Regions from separate parts of the Homo sapiens genome. Here region 1 is linked to region 2. A link is a loop called in an ENCODE intact Hi-C map of the cell type or tissue named here. Cell type or tissue: PC-9. All regions are shown on one strand. Links, peaks and the distances in the headings refer to the core of each region. The heading gives the core; the rest is flanking DNA. Region 1 overlaps LOC107986195 (a long non-coding RNA gene). Region 2 overlaps LOC107986195 (a long non-coding RNA gene).

Region 1 (10,387 bases), core at 3,808-7,807, 160 kb after region 2:
CTCAGTATGTATGTCTTTAATACTCACCAAGATATTTTGTAATAAAAGCAACACTCAATCTTTTCCAACAAGCACTAATGGTAAAGTTAACAATAAGAACCACAGAGGTCTCAAGAGGAAAGTTGCAAAAAGAAATGAGAACTCTGCTCCCAGGGCTTTCCCTAAGCAAAAGCGTGAAGACAGGGAAGTTTTTCTTTGGGCCCTACCAAGAACCTCACTGTTTCTAGGTCCTTCTTTCAGCCTTGCCCTGTGAGTTCCACATCCCCACTGCCACCCATGCTCCATGCTTCTACCTGCATCTTGGTGGCCCATAGCACACTTGCACTCTTAGAGAAGTTCCATTTAAGTGGAGCTTCCTTGGGCAGTGTCCTACCTAAGGGTAGGACATGGGGAAAAGCAAGGTGAAAATCAACATGCCTGTCCAGAAACAAAATTCTGACGATCCAAATTATTAAGCCCTCAATAAAACTAGTGTGTGTTGTCAGAAGTCAAAATAGTGTTTACCTTTAGGTAGGTGGTTAGTGATTGGAAGTGAGCATGGTGGGCTTCGGGGTATTGGTAGTTTTCTATTGTTGACCACTGCTGGTTCCAAGGGTATGTTCACTTCATGAAAATTCATTATAGTAAGTGAGCTATACACTTAATTGTGCCTTTTATTGTATGTATAATACAGCAAGAGAATGTTAAAATAGAATATAATGGCCTTAGGAATAATACAATGCAAGAGATCGAAGAAGGTCAGAATAATTCAAAACATAATCAACATTACCTAGACATTTTAAGAAAAAGCAGAATGACATCTGATGACACTATTCCTTGCAAATATTTTTCCCAGTCCATCCTTGCTGGGAAGTATAGTTTTTAAAAGGTTTTCACCAGCCTCAAGCTGGCTTTCAATGTCTTGATTTTGTGGGATGTCTAAAGAAAAGGAGTTAGAGAATGTCTCTAGCATTGTCCTGTGAAGAGGGCAAGCATTGCTCAATTGGATCATTTGAGCCAGAGGCCACTGGTTGATTGGATTATCCATCCAATTCCCCTGGTTCAGAGTCTCATACTTAGCAAGCCATCCATAAAGAGAGAACCAAAATTACATTTATTATTCTAAATTAATAATGTCCTAATTTTACATAAATCTCTGTGGAGTACCAATCTTTTATCAATAGGAGGATCCTTTATAATCTAAAAAAAAAACTTATCAAATTATCACATAACAGTAACCGTAATTTTTTGTTTAGCAACTGTGTTTGCAGTAACAATGTCCACAGTAGGCTGGGACACAAATTAATCTCCCTAAAAAAAGCAACTGGTGCAAAGCACTGGAATAGGCTCTCTCACTGGCATGTGAATAGGTTGTGTATTCCCTGGGCTGATGCAGTCAGACTGTGGGCAATTGCCTGTTTTATCCATGAATAAGACTGTGTGTGACTTCTACTGTGTGTCAGCCATAACAAACCAAATTACATTGAGGCAATGGAAAAAATGTTTTGATGTTTCTATCAGCCTGATTATATTGTGTATTCTCAGAGAAGTCTTAAAAGAGATTTGTTACAATCAGATCTCATGAACAATTGCTACTCTGACAGTAGTACACTTGGGGGAAAAGAAAAGATCAATAATTTGATCAGGTGTTTTGTATTAGTCTTACATTCATAGCATTGAATTACATCATAATACCTGTTGATTTAATGGGTTTTGATAATACCAAGAAAGAATCTCATATCACTAAAGTAGAGAAGTAAAGGGACAAAGATTGAAAGGCAATTTTAAATATCTGTAAAAACATAAGGTTTCCAAATTTGCCATTAGTCTGTTTGTATGTTTTCCATAATTAAAATCTATTTTTTTCTGCCAACTAAAAGTTGTTTGTATTCATTTTACTTAACTCATTTTTCTTTTCCTTCATCTGTCAGGTATTCTCCTGCTCCAAAATGAAAATATTGTAGCTTATATATTTCATGCAGACATTTCAAATATGAATTTTCCATTCAGAGAAAATCTTGTCTTTTCCCTTTTGGGAGAATGTGTTGGCTTCTAGTTCATGCCATTATTTGAAAAATACCTAAAACATGCTGTATTGTTAATCATTAGTTTCTCAACAGTCATGAAGGAAACACTCACAGAAACATAATGTCTGGCGCTTAGACATGCCTAAATCACTATTTTCTCATACTTTATTCTTCTACATCCCACAAGGAGAAAAAATGTCAACTGCTTTCCCAGAGTAACCTTGGAAAAATATATAAGATATCAACATTAGTTTTAGATCAACTGTTAAAATAATGCCTAGTAATATGGTTTGGCTGTGTCCCCACCCAAATCTCAACTTGAATTGTGTCTCCCAGAATTGCGACATGTTGTGGGAAGGACCCAAGGGAAGGTAATTGAATCATGGGGATCAATCTTTCCCATGCTATTCTCATGATAGTGAATAAGTCTCACAAGATCTGATGGGTTTATCAAGGATTTCAACTTTTGCTTCTTCCTCATTTTTCTTTTGCCACCACCATGTAAGAAGTGCCTTTCACCTCCTGCCATGATTCTGAGGCCTCCCCAGCCAAGCAGAACTGTAAGTCCAATTAAACCTCTTTTTCTTTTCAGTCTTGGGTATGTCTTTATCAGCAGCACGAAAATGGACTCATACAGTAAACTGGTACCAGGAGTCGGGTGTTGCTGAAAAGATACCCCAAAATATGGAAGTGACTTTGGAACTGGGTAACAGGCAGAGGTTGGAACAGTTTGGAGGGCTCAGAAGAAGATAGGAAAATGTGGGAAAGTTTGAAACCTCCTAAAGACTTGTTTAATGGCTTTGAAAAAACTGCTGATAGTGATATGAACAATAAGGTCCAGGCTGAGGTGGTCTCAGATGGAGATTAATTTGTTGGGAACTGTAGCAAAGGTGATTCTTGTTATGTTTTAACAAAGAGACTGGCAGCATTTTGCCCCTACCCTAGAGATTTGTGGAACTTTGAACTTAAGGGAGATGATGTAGGGTATTTGGTAGAAAAAATTTCTAAGCAGCAAAGCATTCAAGAGGTGACCCGGATGCTGTTAAAAAGCATTGTTTTAAAAGCGAAACAGGGCATAAAACTTCAGAAAATTTGCAGCCTGATGATGCAGTAGAAAATAAAAACCCATTTTCTGAGGAGAAATTTAAGCTGGCTGTAGGAGTTTGCATAAGTAGCAAGGAGGCTAATGTTAATCCCCAAGACCATGGGGAAAATGTCTCCAGGCCATGTCAGAGACCTTCACGGAAGCCCCTCCCATCACAGGCCCAGAGGCCCAGGAGGAAAAAATGTTTTCGTGGGCCAGGCCCAGGGTCCCTGTGCTGTATGCAGCCTAGGGACTTTGTGCCCTGTGTCCCAGCCACTCTAGCCATGGCTGAAAGGCGCTAATGTACAGCTCAGGCTGTGGCTTCAGAGGGTGGAATGGTGTTAAGCCTGCAGGTATACAGAAGTCAAGAATTGAGGTTTGGGAACCTTCACCTAGATTTCAGAAGATATATGGAAATGCCTGGATTCACAGGCAAAAGTTTGCTGCAAGGGCAGGGCCCTCATGGAGAATCTCTGCTAGGGCAGTGCAGAAGGGAAATGTGGGGTCAGAGACCCCACATAGAGTCCCTAACTGGGGCACTGCCTAGTGGAGCTGTGAGAAAAGGGATGCTGTCCTCCAGAACCCAGAATAGTAGATCCACTGACATCTTTCACCATACATCTGGAAAAGCTGCAGACACCCAATGCCAGTCTGTTAAAGCAGCTGGGTGGGAGGTGGTATCCTGCAAAGCCACAGGGGCAGAGCTGATGTTGGGCCCACCTCTTGCATCAGTGTGACCTGAATATCAGGCCTAGAGTCAAAGGAGATCATTTTGCAGCTGTAAAATTTGACTGCCCCGCTGGATTTTAGATTTGCATGGGCCCTGTAACCCCTTTGCTTTGGCCAATTTCTCCCATTTGGAATGGCTATATTTACCCAATACCTGTACCCCCATTGTATCTAGGAAGTAACTAGCTTTCTTTTTATTTTACAGGCTTACAGGTGGAAGGGACTTGCCTTGTCTCAGATGAGACTTTGGACTATGGACTTTTGGGTTAATGCTGAAATGAGTTAAGACTTTGAGGGACTGTTGGGAAGATGTGATTGGTTTTGAAATGTGAGTACATGAGATTTGGAAGGGTCAGGGGCAGAATGTTATGGTCTGGCTCTGCGTTCCCACCCAAATCTCAACTTGAACTGTATCTCCCAGAATTCCTACCTGTTGTGGGAGGGACCCAGTGGGAGGTAATTGAATCATGGGGACTGGTCTTTCCTGTGCTATTCTTGTGATAGTGAATAAGTCTCACAAGATCTGATGGGTTTATCAGGGGTTTTCGCTTTTGCTTCTTCCTTATTTTTCTCTTGCCACTGCCATGTAAGAAGTGCCTTTCATCTCCTGCCATGATTCTGAGGCCTCCCCAGCCATGTGGAACTGTAAGTTCAATTAAACCTATATTCTTCCCAGTCTTGGGTATGTCTTTATCGGCAGCATGAAAATGGACTAATACACCTAGATATAAGTTAAAGTCATCCACATCTAGAGATGAGCAAAAAGCTAGAAATAAAAGTATCTTATTTTAATTTTTTGAGCTTATTTTTTTCTTTCCATTCAGTTACAGTTAACTAGACTAGTTAGTTAGAAATCACCACCACCCAATATCTTCACCTAGAATATGACTTCTTGGGTCACATGATGTACCAAAGCCAGGTCACAGAATCAAAGGAAAAGATGAAAGCCATAACCTCACATCCATAAGAAAAAGAGAAATAAAGAGAAGAAAAAGAAGACCTTAGAGAATTTGCAAAACACTTGGGGAGAAAAAAAAATGTAGCATTCTATTTACATGCAAAGTTGTTTAATGCCTTGTAACCTCCACCCCTAAGCACAGAATTCCTTTTTTTACCTAACTACTTTAGTGATCATTCCTCTGGCACTATAGTTGTGAATGTTTCTTTATATTATAAATTTTTTCTCCTTTTTTTGCTAAATTAGATGAGCTAATTTAAATTATGAAAGCAAAATTTGACTTTTGCCTTTTGTCCACGTAACACAGTGGTTCTCCACCAGGGACAATTTTGTCCTCCAGGGAACATTTGGCAATATCTGGAGACATTTTTGGTTGTCACAACCTGTGGGAGGGACAACTGCTACTGGTGTCTAGTGAGTAGAGGCCGGGGATGCTGTTAAACATCCTACAAGGCACAGGACAGTCTCCTCCTTCTCACTAAGCCTCATTCCAAAAGAATCATTGGATCATTATTCAAGGTCATATATCTATCTAGAGAAAGCATAGGATACTTACAGCACACCCTGTGATCCAGATAAACTTGGTGTGGACATAGAGATCTGATGCAAAGATCTACCTTCAAGGAATGAACTGCTATCCCAGCTGTTGCAAATACTATCATCAAACAGCCTCTAGTTGCCAGGTGCTTCAAGATTTGCTTCAGCTGCAGACACCATCCTCAGCCAAGGCCAAGCCCTTCTGGGTGTGGACCACAACCAATGACTGATTGCAGCAAGGACATAAAGGCCTGGCCATTTCAGCCCACCATGGGACAACTCTGATGGGATAAATACACTGCAGAGCTTCCATAGGAGGACTGCCCAGCATTGCAATTCAACTTCTCCCCTTGCCCAATCCTGCTTCTCTCTGCAGATTTTGACCCATAATGTACATTCTTCTTCCCAATCTCTGAATCACCATCTGCTGCTGGAGGATCCAACCTGAGACCAGACTCCTTTGGATGGGAAGCTTCTGAGAAGAAAAATTTGGGGAACCCTAACACTCCACATGGAAAAGAACTAGAAGAGGTTTATGGGGCCCACAGAACTGCTGAAGAAAGGTGCTGAGGGAAAATCAGTGGGTGTGGGCTCCATGTCAAAGCATGGAGAACTGAGCTATAGCAGCAGGTTAGAAATGCCCCTGAGACATTGACGATGGCTTATTCAAATTAAAGAAAGCTATATGGTTTTCACAACTCAAAAAACCTGCTGAATGCTGGCAAAAACAAACAAACAAACAAAAAAACCTTCCTCTGAAGTTACATTGGGATATTTAAAAACAAAACCCAAAAAAGTGCATTATCGTGTCAATGAAAAAGGACAGGGATTGACCTGTCCTAAAGAGCTGTGATTCCAGCACCCTGAGGCTCCCAGGCTGTTCCACACCCGTCAGCCACTAGACTGAGTCATCTCTGACCACAGATACATATCTTCCTAAGAGGATACAACTGGAAGGTTCTGCTTTGACTGGTTGTGGGCTCAGACACCCTGGCGGTAACTCAAGCCAACTAGGATCACAACCTGGGAACACACCCCTCAACCATGAACCCATTGAACATGAACCATGGCTATTTTTAGCATTGAGTTGTCCCAACATTGATGAACCATAAAACCTTGAATTTTGCAAGAGATTTTCATCTATGAGAAATAAAAACTTGAATATATTTATTGGTGGGAGAGGGCGGGCCATAGAAACTATTAAAAAGTTATTTGAAACTGAATGAAGAGTTTGCACATGCTGGTATGCAAAGAACTGTATTTTATGGGTCATTATAACTTGTGTACTTATGGAAATTCATTTTTCAAACCTTGTGTTTTTCTCTATTTTTGGTTTCACATGTAGCATTTATTCCTGACAGGTGATTCCAGTTTTTACAATGCAAAACCACTTCTGCAAATTGTAACTTAAATGAATATTCATAAAAATAAGCATAAGCTTTTGCATTTGTCAGTTAGGAAATATTTAATGTCAGTGAGATATTCAATACATGAGCAGGTAAAATTGAGAAGAAATACGCACGAATGTTTATTAAGCAGTGTTAAACAAGCAAAGCAGGGAAAAGTAGAAAAGAGCTGTTCCTTATACCCAGCTCCAAAGAAAATCCAGTAAATAAACATCAATCCATAATCCAAATGTTCAAATGTCCTAGGCAATCTACAGTCAGCACAATCATGATTACACCATAAACCTAGCATTGTGGAGCTCAAGGTCCAATCTGGATGATTTTTTTGCACGTGCTTCACCTTAGAGTTTCAGAGACACTCAAAGGCAGCCTGTTGAGATCTGTGCTTCCCCAGGCCAAGGCAATGAGACTGAGAGCCCAGTTAGAAAGAAGAGATGCCTGAAGAAGATGGATTTCCATCATAGGACCTAGATCCCACTAGAAAAGGAACAGAAGAACAAAGAAAGAAACAAAGAAACCTTCTGCTGGGGACAGAGGGAAACAGGCAGCCATACTAGAAAGGCTCTGTAAGACAGCAGAGAGGAAGGTCTCACTGACAGACTGAGACCACCAAGTACAAGAGCCTCTGAAATGAGAAAGCCAGTCAGAAATTTCCTATCAGAGAGTCAGAAATTCATGGTTCTGTCTCATGGAATTAGGTCCCTGCTATATACAGTCACGCACTGCATAACAATGATATGGTCAATGTGGGTTAGATACATGATAGTGATCCCATAAGATTATAATGGAGCTGAAAAATTCCTATCACCTATTAGCTGTCATAATGTCTGTTGCAGCAAAACACAGTATTCATCTGTTTGTAGTGACGCTGGTGTGAACAAACTTACTATCCTGCCAGTTGTATAGAAGCCTAGCACATACAGTTATGTACAGTACATACCATTTGATCATGATAAAGGACTATGCTATTAGTTTATGTATTCTACTATATTATACTTTTAATCGTTATTTTAGAGTGTATTCCTATTTATAAAGAAGAAGTTAGCTGTAAAACAGCCCCAGTAGGTCCTTCAGGACATGTTCCAGAAGAAGGCATTGTTATCATAGAAGATGGCAGTTCCATGCTGTCATTGTCCCTGAAGACCTTTCAGTGGGACAAGATGTGGAGGTGGAAGACAGTGATATTGATGACTCTGACCCTGTGTAGGCCTAGTGTATGTGTTTGTGTGTTTGTTTTTAACAAAAAAGTTTAAAGAAATTTAACAGAAAAAAAAAGCTTATAGAATAAGGATATAAAGAAAGAAAATATTTTATACAGCCATACAATGTGTTTGCGTTTTAAGCTAAGTATTATTACAAATGAGTCAATGTTTTTAAAAAGTTTTAAAGTTTATAAAGTAAAAAAGTTAAAGTAAGATAAAGTTAGCTTATTTTTGAAGAAAGAAAATTTTTATATAAATGTATAGTCTAAGTGTACAGTGTTTGTACAGTGTTTGTAACGTCTGCAATACTGTACAGCAATGTCACAGTCACTCACCACTCACCCACTGACTCACCCAGAGCAACCTCCACTCCTGCAAGCTCCATTCATGGTAAGTGCCCTATATAGGTGTACCATTTTTATCTTTTTTATTGTATTTTTACAGTACGTTTTCTATGTTTAGATACATAAATACTTACCATTGTATTACATTTGCCTACAGTATTCAGTACAGTAACATGCTGTATAGGTTGTAGCCTAGAAGCAACAGGCTATACCATACAGCTTAGGTGTGTGGTAGGCTATACCACCTAGGTTTGTGTGAGTATACTCTGTGATGTTCGCACAATGATGCATTTTTCAGAATGTATCCCTTTTATTAAGGGACACACAACTGTATATACAGATATATATGTGGATGCATACATGTATATCTACATCTTCCTATATATGTATATTTATGTTAATATATGTATATATGTGTGTAGACACACACTCATATATACTTACATACATAAGCACATACATATTTACACAAACATACATGCATACAGAAACACAGACATGGAAATGTTTGTTTCTTGGTTTTTTGCTGCTATAACATAATAGCACAGACTGGGTAATTTATAAAGAACAGAGAAGTTTATTTGGCTCACAGTTCTGGAGACTGAAGTCCAAAATCAAGGGGCCTCATCTTGTGAGCATGAAGGTCTCCACATGGAGAGAGAGGATGAGAGCAATGCAGACAGAGAGAGAAAAGGGGTAGAACTCATCCTTTGGATCAGGAACTCATTCTTGAAATAATGGCATTAATCCATTCATGAGAGCAGAGCCCTTGTGACCTAATCACCTCTGAAAAGTTCCACCTCCCAACACTGTTACAATGGCAGTTAAATTTCAATGTAAGTTTTAGAGGGGACATTCAAACCATAGCACCTTGGAACCCAGCTTCATACAAGAGCTCTTTCAGAAATAAGCCTGCAAGTCATAGACTTATCAACAACTGTTCCTCTAATCATATTCTCTACAAAGAACAATTTGGTTAAGGGTTACAGACTGCCTTGTGGCCTTATTTATGTTTGCTACCTGAAATCTTGCTAAGTTTTTCAAGATATCTAAGCATGCTTGGTATTCTTTGGGTAAATGACAAAACAAGCAGAGACTGGCCTATCATTATGTATTTTTACTTTTCTATATTCTGTTCTTGGTGGTAAAAGTAGAAAAGGATTTAGGAGATGCCATGTTAACATTTGCATTAATTCACACTTTCTTTGGAAGTTTAATCCTATCAGTCAGGAAATGCAAAATTTAAGGTTCTTCCATTTATGTAAATTTGCTTGCTTTTAATTGGCTGCATTTTTAATCACTAGGGAGTAACTATTATTTTATTGTCCCATTTTTACACAATAGCAAGTTAAGTTTCATTTGTAGCACTTAATTGCCAAGTCACTCATCGATTTTGAGCTCAAACTAACTACATTTCCATTGCTCGATGCAGAATACTGTTTAAAAGAATATACATTTTGCGCATCCAAAATGACAAGCATGCACAATGACTTTACAATTCACATTGCTAAATGAAGTCATAGAGCAATAAGCAGATTGGTAAGCCAAAAACCTAAAGCTTTTATAAATGCATGAATGTAGCCTCCAATTTATCCGTATCCCTGGCTTCTCCATCTCCCACCATCTCCTTCTCCTTTGGGCATCTCAATGATCATTATCACCTCAACCAGAGAATAAGCAAGTGAAAAAGAAAAGCATGAAATTCAAATCAGCTTGCTGCTTTTTAGTAGACTCTTCAAAAGGTTTGTGGGAGAAAAAGCCAAAATTAATGGCTAAAATGAGGTTTGGAGAATATGTTAGATTTCATTTATTTATGCCCTTCTGCACTTGCCCAGCCCATTAACACTAACAATTGAAAGTTCATTTCATTTATCACAGCACACTAAGCAAATGCTATTGTTTTCATTCAAGACCACAAAAACAAAGTAAGATTTTAAATTGCTGCAGGAGGGACTATTATAGAAGTAAACTAAATGACTTCAGGAAGACAAAAGAACTAGTTACCAAAAGAAGTTATGGAATCGTCCTCTCTGAAGATTTTTAGAAATCCAGGAAACAATTCCTTCAATGGGGACATGCTTGGACACAGAGAAATCAACCTGTAATTTCTTAAGGTCCTAT
Region 2 (10,387 bases), core at 4,339-8,338:
AGAGATGAATCAGCACCTTAACAATTTATTTTGCTCACCTCCTCCTTCATTCTGTTCTCTACTCTTTCCCTCAATTGGTAGTTTTTGTCCCTGGATGGCCTCTCCTCACACTTTTGTGTGGACAGACATGAATGTTCAGTTTTGTGTGTAGTGTGTGTGTGTGTGTGAGAGAGAGAGAGAGAGAGAAAGATAACTGAGAGTGTGCACGTGTGTCTGCAAGAACAATGGTAGAAATCCATGATCCTTTGAAGAAATTTAACCTGGGTTAATTACTCAAAATCCTTATATTCAGAACCTTCCATATTGAAGCTTCCCTGATCTTTCTCTGCTCCAATAGCTCATAGCAATGCCTGAATGCTTTGTTTCTTAAAGAGGAGTTTATATTTATAGAGAAGTTGTAAAGAGTCTCCATATACCTGCACCTAATTCCCCTGTTATCAGGAATTTGCACTAGTATGGCACATTTGTTATCATTAATGAACCAAAACGGATATTATTATTGGCTAAAGTTCATGCTTCATCTAGGTTTCCCAACTTCCCTGAGGTCCTTTTCTTGTGCCAGAATCCCATCCAGGAGACCACATTACATTTAGTCCTCATGACTCTTAGACTCTTCTTCTTGGCTGTGATAGTTTCTCAAACTTTTCTTGATTTTGATGACCCTGACAGTTTGAGAAGTATTGGTCAGAAATTTTTGTAGAATGTCTACTGGTTGGAATTTGTCTGGGGTTTTTCTCATGATGAAACTGAGGTCATGGGTTTTTGGGAGGAAGACCACAGAGGCAAAGTGCCATTCTCTTCCCATCATACCAAAGGTACAGGCTATCAACATGACTAACTTATCATTATTGATTTTTACCATGAACACCAGGCTGAGATAGTCTGAACATCCTTTTTAACAGAGATTTTTACCAATTATTATATTTGTATTCCCAAACTGCTTCAAAGATATTTATCAAGAAATCTCAAAATAGCCTCTTATTTTTACCTAAAATTCATTCATCCCTTAATTTTCACTGAGAAAATATATTGAGTCTACTATCAAATGCCAGGCACTGAGGATACAGGCATAAATAAAACATGTTCCTACTTTCAAGAGCTCATGGCCCAGTCTAATGCAAGAGAGACTTGTAAAAATGTAAAGAAGGATCCAATGAGTTAAGGGACACTGTTTAAGGAATAAAAGGAACCCTGAGAGGTATAGTTATCATTTCCGTGAGGAGCTAGGAGGAGGGAAAATCTCCTTCCTAGAGAAAGGGACTCCTAAGCTGATCTTGAAAGGTACATAGGATTCTGCCAAGCAGAAGAGAAATCATGTGCAAAGCAGGTGTGTGTTCATGAAAGCTGGTTTTAGAGAAGTGGCGGGGAAGGAGGATGAAGTGGTAGGTAGAGATCGTGGAGAGCCCAGTTTGCATTTTGAATTGTGTGGCTCTCAGGCTGCTAGAGTCAAAGTATTAGAAGGTAAAGGCAGGCTTCTAGCAGGTTCCACATCTGAAGCAGGAGTAATAGTTGGTCAAGTAGTCTTCCCTGAAGGCTTGGAGACAGGGCACTAGAGTAGCACACCTCTATACACAGATAGGATCTGTGCCTCAGCTCTGGCACAGATTTCTCTCTCTCTCTCTCTCTAACACACACACACACACGCACACGCACACACACAAACATACACACACACAGAGGGAGAGACATATTTGCCACATATCCATTCTCTAAGAGCTGCCAACCCAGACTGACAAATCTTTAGAATTTACTACTTTGTCTCTTTTTTCTACACCTTGGCAGTGGATGGAGCAGCATCAGCCATGGCTCAGGAATGCAGCCGCCTACTTTCCTGTTATCAGCAGGCATTCCTGTGGTTACACTATTCCTGCTTAGCTTATCAATGGCCCTTGGGAACACAGAGTCAGCACCCAAAGAGGGCCAGAACAGCCTGCTTGTTGGACGCCCATCCACACCATGAGGCTTTCCTGGATGTAGAGGGAAGTTACTGTTCCTCGGGAAAACCCCTCTTCCCAGCTGGTATGAATGCTTTAGCTTAAGAATCTGCCTCATGTGTTTCATACTCAGAGACACGACCCCCTAATCTTTATGTGTGAAAACTTCCCGTTGATACCAAAAGGAGCTTTTCCTAGGATATCACTGACCCAGGGTAAGACACAGTGAGTGAAGTCTGTGCATTTTGTTAGAAGATTAAATATCCATTATATCCCCCCATATTCTTCCTCACCCCAACATATCTCTTTGTCTCCAAGTTTTAGAACTTCTAGAATATAAAATATAATGTATGATATATAGTCATATAACATCTAGTATTCCCTCAATAGCATTCCATCATCAGAATAAAGTACAAAATCTGCCATCCATCATGAGAGACCTTTTAGGATCAGGATGCTGCCCTGCTCTCTAGCCTCATCTGTCCTCACTACCTGCTTGGCCATTGATGCTCCATCTTCCTGAACTACACCCCAGAAACTCAGCAATCAGGCCATGTTCTCTCTTATAGCATTGCTTTTGACATGCTGGTCTCTCTGCTTGGGTTCCTTTCTTTTTGGGATTTTTCCATCCATCTTTGTCTGGCTAACTCCTGATCTGCCTGCACCATCTTTCGGAACTTTGAGATGGGTGCCCCTCATTTGTGCTATCTTTGCTTATTCTTGAAGCACCTTAGGCTTCCTCTCTCATGACGTATCTAAGTGGCCTGCAGTGGTCTACCTCTTCAACCTCACTCCCTGGGACCATATCTTATTGCAGAGGGATGTGACTGAGTGCAGCAGGCCAGTCATCCTTCTGCTCTACCATGCACAGGGCATGGCCGTTTCTTCCTCGTGCTTGCTACCCCATGATTGCAAGATGGTTGCTGTACTTCAAAGAATCACATCCTCACTTCAGGGTCTCAAGCAGGAAGGAAGGGGGCTATGTTTTCTTTTTAATCAAGGAGGAAAAAAGAAGCCCCAGGAAGAATTCCTCTATGCCATATTGGCCAGAACTGAGTCATATGGCCATGTCTTGCTGAAAAGAAGGCTAAATAGCAAGTATCTGGCAAAGCAGAAAGAATTGTCACAATGGGTTGGATCATGATTCATGAGCTGGTACATAGCCCACTGAGGCAAACTCGGGATTTTGTTAGGCAGAAAGAGGTTATAGCTTTTGACCTGTCAAGTAATAGTATCTACCACATTGAATTCCACTTTAGAAAACATAGATACAAAACACACTCCTGAAGATTGCACCAACAGGAGGCAAAATTTAAGGAGCAAGAGAAACTATACATGTAAGTGATAAAATAGTAATATTTATCTGTTGGGACTCAAATAGGTGTTTTGTCCCAGAATTATCTCAATTCATCAAGACTTCTTTGAAACTCCTTGCCCATGCTTAGCCATTTATTCTAGGTAGAACAGTAAACGAATCTCCATTCTTAGAAAAGGTGGGCCTAGCTTCATAGAACCGCACACAGCCCTATTATGTAATATAGCTTGGAAACTGTATGAGCTAGTAAGTTTGATTTGATATGTTTGAAAGTTTGGCAAAGCCTTAGTGATAGGTTTGGGCAAAAAAAAGATGAAACTCCATAATTATTGTTTCCATTAGCTAAATCCATCAGCTGCAGATTTGGAGAATACTTGTTTCAGGTATTTGGTGAGCGACTCTCTTCTCTGAAGGTATTCAATCCCAAAGTGCACATCAAATCATTTCCACTAAAACGCATAAAGGTCTTGGTCAAATGTGACTCATGTGTATTTATCTTATCCTTTTGCTGAAATGATTTCACCCAAACTTAAAATAGATAGAGGTTAGTTGACTCAGAAAATTAGTGCACAGGATGAATAAAGATAGTATCATGAGCTGGACATCCATCAGGTCAATGCATACTGCTCACTGATAGCTTCCCCACCAACCTCTGTACTATACCATCACTGTTTTGCTATCCTTCATCCATCTGCTATGGATGTATCATTTTTTGGTCCTCAGGCTAACAATTTTCATAGGATTTAGGATAGAAGTCAAAATCGGAGTGTGCCAGAAAGTGAGGATTAAAGGACGCAGGTCTCCAGGATTTGTTCTCTCATGGAAAGAACCCAAAAACCTGTCTCTGAATTTGCTTCTTCCCTGCAAAGTAAAACAGGATCAGGCCCTGGTCCCAGTTAGGAATATGTGCCCCCTCTATCCCCTATCCCCTTAGAAGCCAAGTGGGAACCAGAAAGAGGCAGTGGGAAAGGAGGAACCTGGGACAGCTTCCAGTCTAAGTAGGTGTTTGGGGATTCTCCACGAGGTCCAGGTTAGATCCCCAAGGAAATGCACAGAACTACTGGTCAAAGACACAGATAATAGTAAAGTGCTTGTGTTTGCCACACATTCTCTTCTGTGCATATGTATTCCTTGGAGGTTTTTCAGGGAAGTGTGGTAGGCCAAGGATGGGATCTGAGAGTTTCTAGATCACCTAACTAATTACCATTTCCTACTTTTTCAACCATTTATTTCCAGCTCGTTCCTCCTACAAAGCCAGTAATCTGGCGCTGTATACCCTTGATTATAGCAGGGAAAGACTACAAAGCATTCTGATGTAAAGACACATGCACAGATAATGTAGTAAAAAGAATATAGATTAGCAACACATAGGTCTGGGTTTAAATCTCAGTACAGCTGCTTTTTCATTCTGTGACCTTGGGTAATTTATATATTAGCCTCTCTGAGCCTCAGTTCCCTTACTGAGTCAGTAACACTTACCTCAGGGAGTTAGTATGAGGATTAAATGTATAAATGAAATAATTAACCACTTATAAAATGTGCCAGACATCTAATGTGTGTTCAACAAGTCTTAATCTCTTAAGTGAACATTCTTACTAGAAAACTAACTCACAACTCTATTGATGGTAAGCAATAGAAAGGTATTCCTATAAAAAGACACTCATCTTATTTATACATAAACAATAGGAAAAGATGGCGACAATGACCTTGCATTTCTAGGCTAGTTTTGTCACCATAATATAAATTAATTGAAACAGACAAACTACATTAACCAAGTATTTATTGTTTTTATTTCAGGGTTTTAAAAAGCAGCAGGTTTAAGAGCTGACCATATCTGAAAGACTCTAGAATAGCAGAGGATTGATTAAAGGTCTGTGGCCACAGATTGGATGTGTTGATTTTATTTCCCCAAAGGTATCCACATAGCAACTTGGCAGTACACACATATCCCAAATATATGTACACAGTGTTTACAGAAAATACTAATTGTACCCTTACCTAAAATGTTAGGTCCCATTTTCATTTTAAAGACTCATTATGCTTTTCATGAACTAACACTTTTGTTCATTTCAATTCTGTCATGAATTCGAAAGAAGGACACAGCAAATAGGTACTTAACTAAAGTAAGTGCTTTCTCCCATGGTTTTATCAATCCAAGTCTATGGACATAATACAGAATCAAGAATCCAAGGAAACTGCTCTGAATTTCACTGTAAGCATAGCTCATTTTTTTGACCTGTTGATTGCAGTTAATTTAACGTCACGACCTGCACCTCAGAATCTCTCATGTCCCCTGCAGCTTTGTCAAGATGCTTTGTATATAGCTGGTACCCAGAGAAGGTTTGCCACATTGCACGGAGTTGATCACCCATTTTATTCACTGGATTTGGCTTTGAGCAACTTACACTTTTTTCTCTCCAAAAATTAAGTCCACCCACGAAGGAAAAAGGCAGAAGGATGCTGTGGCAAAAATGCTATCCTGGAAAACAGATCTTGGCCCTGGTCCCAGCTCTCTGTGACTTTGGACACATCAGTTGATCTTTTTAGATCAAATTTCCCCATAAAAGGGGGTACTAGACAAGATGCATGTGCCAGACTGCCAAGGCCAAGGCACACCCTAAGCCACTCATAGTAATATCCCTGGAACTGTAGACCCTTGCAGAGAGATTATAGAAGTGATTTTGAATAATTATTGAGTTAAGTGCTAGCATTCCAGCATGACCGCTTCAAAAGAGGTAATGCATATTTTTTTTTGTATTTTTTTGGCTTTTTTTAAAGTTACATTACTTTAGTGTTATATGTCATATAGTCATTAGGAATTCCAAGAGAGCAAATGTCAACAAAGGTCTGAAGTTGTTTGGCATTTTATCAATCATTATTTAGAGTTTTCTTTTTTTCTTTTTTTTTTCTTAATGTGGTTAGGGACACAGAGGTTCATGTGATGTAATAAGAAAGAAATAAAGGAAGCTTTATCTGCCGCTCTTTCAACCTCATCCACTCAACACTTACCCCGTGACAGACCCCAATACTCTTAATGAATTCCCAAGGTTACGAAAGAACTTGGAAGATCTTACATTCCTACATGGTGATTACAGAGGCTCACATTTTGCCAAGTCATATGCAGGTGGCTGAAAAGTAAGTTTACTTTATCTGCATTTCATATTACACTTGTTCTTTCTTATGAATGTTTCTTTCATAGTCATGCAAAGTACTCAATCAGTAATTCCCCACCAAAATGGTTGTTACATAAGCGGCCGTGCAACAATGCATATGTCAGCTCAGATTCATGTCAGAGAAAGTTCTCTAGTTTATATAACTCACTCCCCAGCAGCCAGTACACAGTTCAAAAAGTGTGGGCCTTTACATTATGGCGGGAGGGAGGTTATTTTGTTTTGTTTGTTTTTTTTTAACACATCACATAAATACACTTCCTTTCTCCTTTGTAACGTATGGGATACATGGAATTCCTAACTCACACAGATCTCACTGTAGACCCAATGAATGGCACGGAGCCGACACAAACACCCACACACTTGTCTCAGTTACAGATCTCTGCTAAAGACCAGAAGTTGGCCATTACTATGAATATACACTTCTGTTGGATTTCTATGGTATTTGGTTTCATTAGATTGTATGTTAAGTTAAATATGTTTTTTAAAGTTTCATTCTCCTACCTCAAGTTACGGTGCATCAAGGGGTCTCAGAGAGAAGTGGAGCTGCCACCTCAATGTCCCGACCCCAGAGAGGAGCCTCTCAAGCCACCCCAAGGCAGCTGAGCCCCAGCTCGCACCAGATCACTGTGGAGCAGAACCAATTTTTAAATGTCTTCATCTGGTCCCTCCTACTTTTATGGTGCTCTGGGGGTGGTGAGAATCGGGATGCACTGAAAGCTGCTGGGACATCTGACTCTTTATTTTCTTGGCTCTACGTGTCTTAACTCTGCACCAATCCTCCCGACTGTGCAGAATTTCACTTTGGAGAGCAGAGGCAAACGGAGATTCACACAGAGGGGCAGGAGCCGTCAATGCTGTCTAGTGAGAGGAGAGAAGAGGCATTGTAAGTCCCCATAGCACTGCTGTTGGGCTACCCTGCCAGTCAATGCCACTTTTCCCACAGGCTCCAGCCTCAACTTCCCCTGGTGCAATATGATGATGGGAAGAAGGGCTCCTAAGAGGAAACTGATTTAAGTATCTCTGTTTTTCAGAAAACACTTCCAATTGCTCTCTCAAGAATGCGTTTCTATTTCATGAGTTGATGTCATATTTTTAGGGGGAGGGATGTATGGAGAGAGAAAACTTTCAAATATCTGGAAATCAGTGGTATGATGAGCCCTGTTCTCTGCTGCTCCAAGTACAATACCAAAGCATGTGGTGGAAGTGATGGGACAGATTTGGTTCCATATTAGAACTTCCTACTTGTATGTTGAATTTTAACGGATGGCTGGGAGTAACATCCACTTTACGGAGGTATATAAGCAAGCTCCAGACAGTAACTTGGTATGGAGACTATGCCAAGGATCCCATTGTCAGAAGGGAAGTATGGTGTTGGGGAAGGATATTTCTCCCTCCCCTCCCCATAGTGCCATCCTCTGCTTATAGAGGAGGAAATAGCTACCCAAGCTTTAGCCCCTCCCGCTGCCCTATGGAAGGAATACATTCCACTCTGAACTAAAGCTGGCATCTTTGGTGCCACATTTTAACAGAGGGTCGAGTTACTGTATCTTGAGAAAGACATGGGTACGTCATGCTTCCTTCCACTATCTGTACCCACTCAAAGTGAATCGTTCCCCACTGTTCTCTTTAAATTTTTGCTTCATGTAGCAGAGATTCAGGGTCTCGCTCCCCTTCTCCTCCTGACACAAAAGGCAGTCAGACTGAACAGTGGGATAAGCCCTGAAGATGGCTGGGAACAGCCACCGGTGGAAAGGGAACCCTTCTTTGCTGCCTTTCTCATTGCCCCAGCACTGCTAAGTGCAGCAGATTGGCCTTTTTCACATTGCAGGGATGAGATCCTCAGGATTTGAGAGGGTTCATCTGGCTTCCAGGATTAAACTGTGTTTTCAAATCGATCTTTTGACAAAGCCCAACAATAGAGTTATTTCTGTTTACCCATGCATTTCTATTAACCCAAGGTGGTGCCTCCTTTCCCACTCAGCTATCAATCTTTGTATGTATAATCAAACCCCCAAATATATCTCCAACCAAACTTTCACAACTACAGTGGCACACTCACACAGAGTGATCTAAATGGAACACGGGTTTTCTATAACCACAACCAAACCATAAACGGCATTTTATATACATTATCATCCAGAAAGCAATCAGATTTTTTCATAGCAAATGGTAAGATATAATAAAAGGAAATTTGAGAATTATCATATAACTTATAATGTCTCTTTTAGCCCTAAGGTCCTAAGATTCAGTGACATGTGGTGTTTTCTCTTTTTCCTACCACTTTTTCAGCTTAATTATTATCTACAGAGATTAAAAACACAACTAAAATTTCTGCAGATTCACAGTGCTATTTCAGAATAGATTTTACCCCTTAGTACCTTCTATTTAATCAATTAATGAGAATACTTTGGAGCCCACTGCAGAAACTATAAATTCCAAATGGTTCCTCAGAACATGTCATCATCAAACCAGTTAGGCTGGCGTTGGTAAATACCACAGCCTGCAGTTGCCATGTGTTACAAAAACAATAAACAGATACCCTTCATACCTCTCCCTTCCCTAAAACAATTATTCCTATAAAAGTCTGTCTCTCCAGATTTTTTGTTGTGGTGTTTCTGATACCAGTACAATCAGAAAGTAATGAAAGTGTTCACTGAAAGGAAGTTTTCACTGAGCATTGCAGGCCAATGAGAATGCAGATTAACTCAAATAAACTTTGGAATGCCAGCCAAACCCATGAAACTTGTCAGCAGTTCATCTACTGAGAGTGGTTATGCTTTTTCAGTAGTACCTTATCCTGAAATAACCTGATGGAAAAGCCAGTGTCGGATGACACATGACATCAAGTGTTCAATGCAAATTCTGCTGGCATACTATCCTGTTTGACTCCCTTGCTCTTGAGCCTTCCACAGTTGGTAATAAGGAACTGAGTACCTTTGCAATCTCCAGTAAAACATGTGTGATGGAAATGTAATTCCTTAGGGAAGCAATTCCCAATGGCATACATAGATTTGATTTTTGGGTTGAAAAGTAGTAAATGACGAATTGAAGTTTCTTTTTCTCTACTTAAAAACTATTCTTGACATTAATTTTACTTGTATTTGTTAACCAGTTTACATTTTATTTTGTTACTGAGACACTCAAAAGTGTCTATATTTTAGTCAAAGCTAAAACTGAAAGACTTTAGCAAATTGACTTTTCTCTTTCTCCCAACAAACATTAACTCAGTATTTTACCTAGCTTTATTTTCAAATATGGAGTTTTATAGCACCTTGATTTATAGCTGGGCGTAAGAAAAGGTTATGTCAGCATTTACATTATAAGGCCATGGTTTTGTGGTTTATAACTAAGCCATAAAAATAATTCTGACTAAAATTTGGAATGCCAGTTTCCACCTTGAAACGCAAGTGTGTCCCTAGCTGTATGACCACACACACACACACACACACACACACACACATCAGAATTCAACAACTGCTGTTTTGTATAATACATTTATTCAATATATTGCTTTGATTAAAAATGAACTCAAAGAAAGTCAAGGCTATGAAGTGAATTCAAACAAAGCTGTCATCTAATGGTAACAACTTATATCCTAAGATATATTTTAGTAGATTTGAAAGTTGATTTAATGACAAAAGAATTTACTGTATAGTTTTCATAGTTAAAGAATAAAGGACAGAAAGATGAAGTGAGACCTCCACACACAAAAAAATAGCCTTTTCTTAATAAGAAATGTTTGCAACATTCTTCCACGCTGTATGGTAGATATTCTCTGAATCTCTTTGCAGATGTGATCTAACGTCCTTGAACACATTTATTACAATCCATCATCTACATGGCAACAGTCAGGGCCATGCTCATAAACCAGAACTGGTGCTAGATCTGGTAAGTCATTAAGCAAACATATTCCTGTGTTGTGCGTGGCGTGCATGCCCACTGCCTGCCTATAAAACGGAAATAAG

The links. A loop is a pair of places that touch in the nucleus more often than their neighbours do. Peaks named below come from ENCODE experiments on the same cell type or tissue, not always from the same donor. Only the 100,000 strongest peaks of a DNase experiment are listed, where the experiment ranks them.
Region 1: it touches region 2 in a loop (2.2-fold over the local background); 1 of 110 quality-filtered maps calls a loop at or near these places.

What each region holds. Positions count from the first base shown.
Region 1 is chr4:148,630,551-148,640,937 of GRCh38, reverse strand. The region is part of intron 2 of LOC107986195 (a long non-coding RNA gene); the gene reads right to left. The region is part of intron 1 of LOC105377483 (a long non-coding RNA gene); the gene reads left to right. Among named protein-coding and RNA genes, the nearest start is that of NR3C2, 190 kb to the right of the region's middle. In PC-9, for the core only: no CTCF peak of the experiment used is centred there; no DNase peak of the experiment used is centred there.
Region 2 is chr4:148,786,822-148,797,208 of GRCh38, reverse strand. The region is part of intron 2 of LOC107986195 (a long non-coding RNA gene); the gene reads right to left. It overlaps LOC105377481 (a long non-coding RNA gene), which reads left to right. Exons shown (of 15, transcript XR_007058322.1): 11 at 1,783-2,019; 12 at 5,047-5,119; 13 at 6,172-6,384; 14 at 10,214-10,310. Among named protein-coding and RNA genes, the nearest start is that of NR3C2, 350 kb to the right of the region's middle. In PC-9, for the core only: no CTCF peak of the experiment used is centred there; a DNase peak (open chromatin) is centred at 6,338; H3K27ac peaks cover 1,558 bases.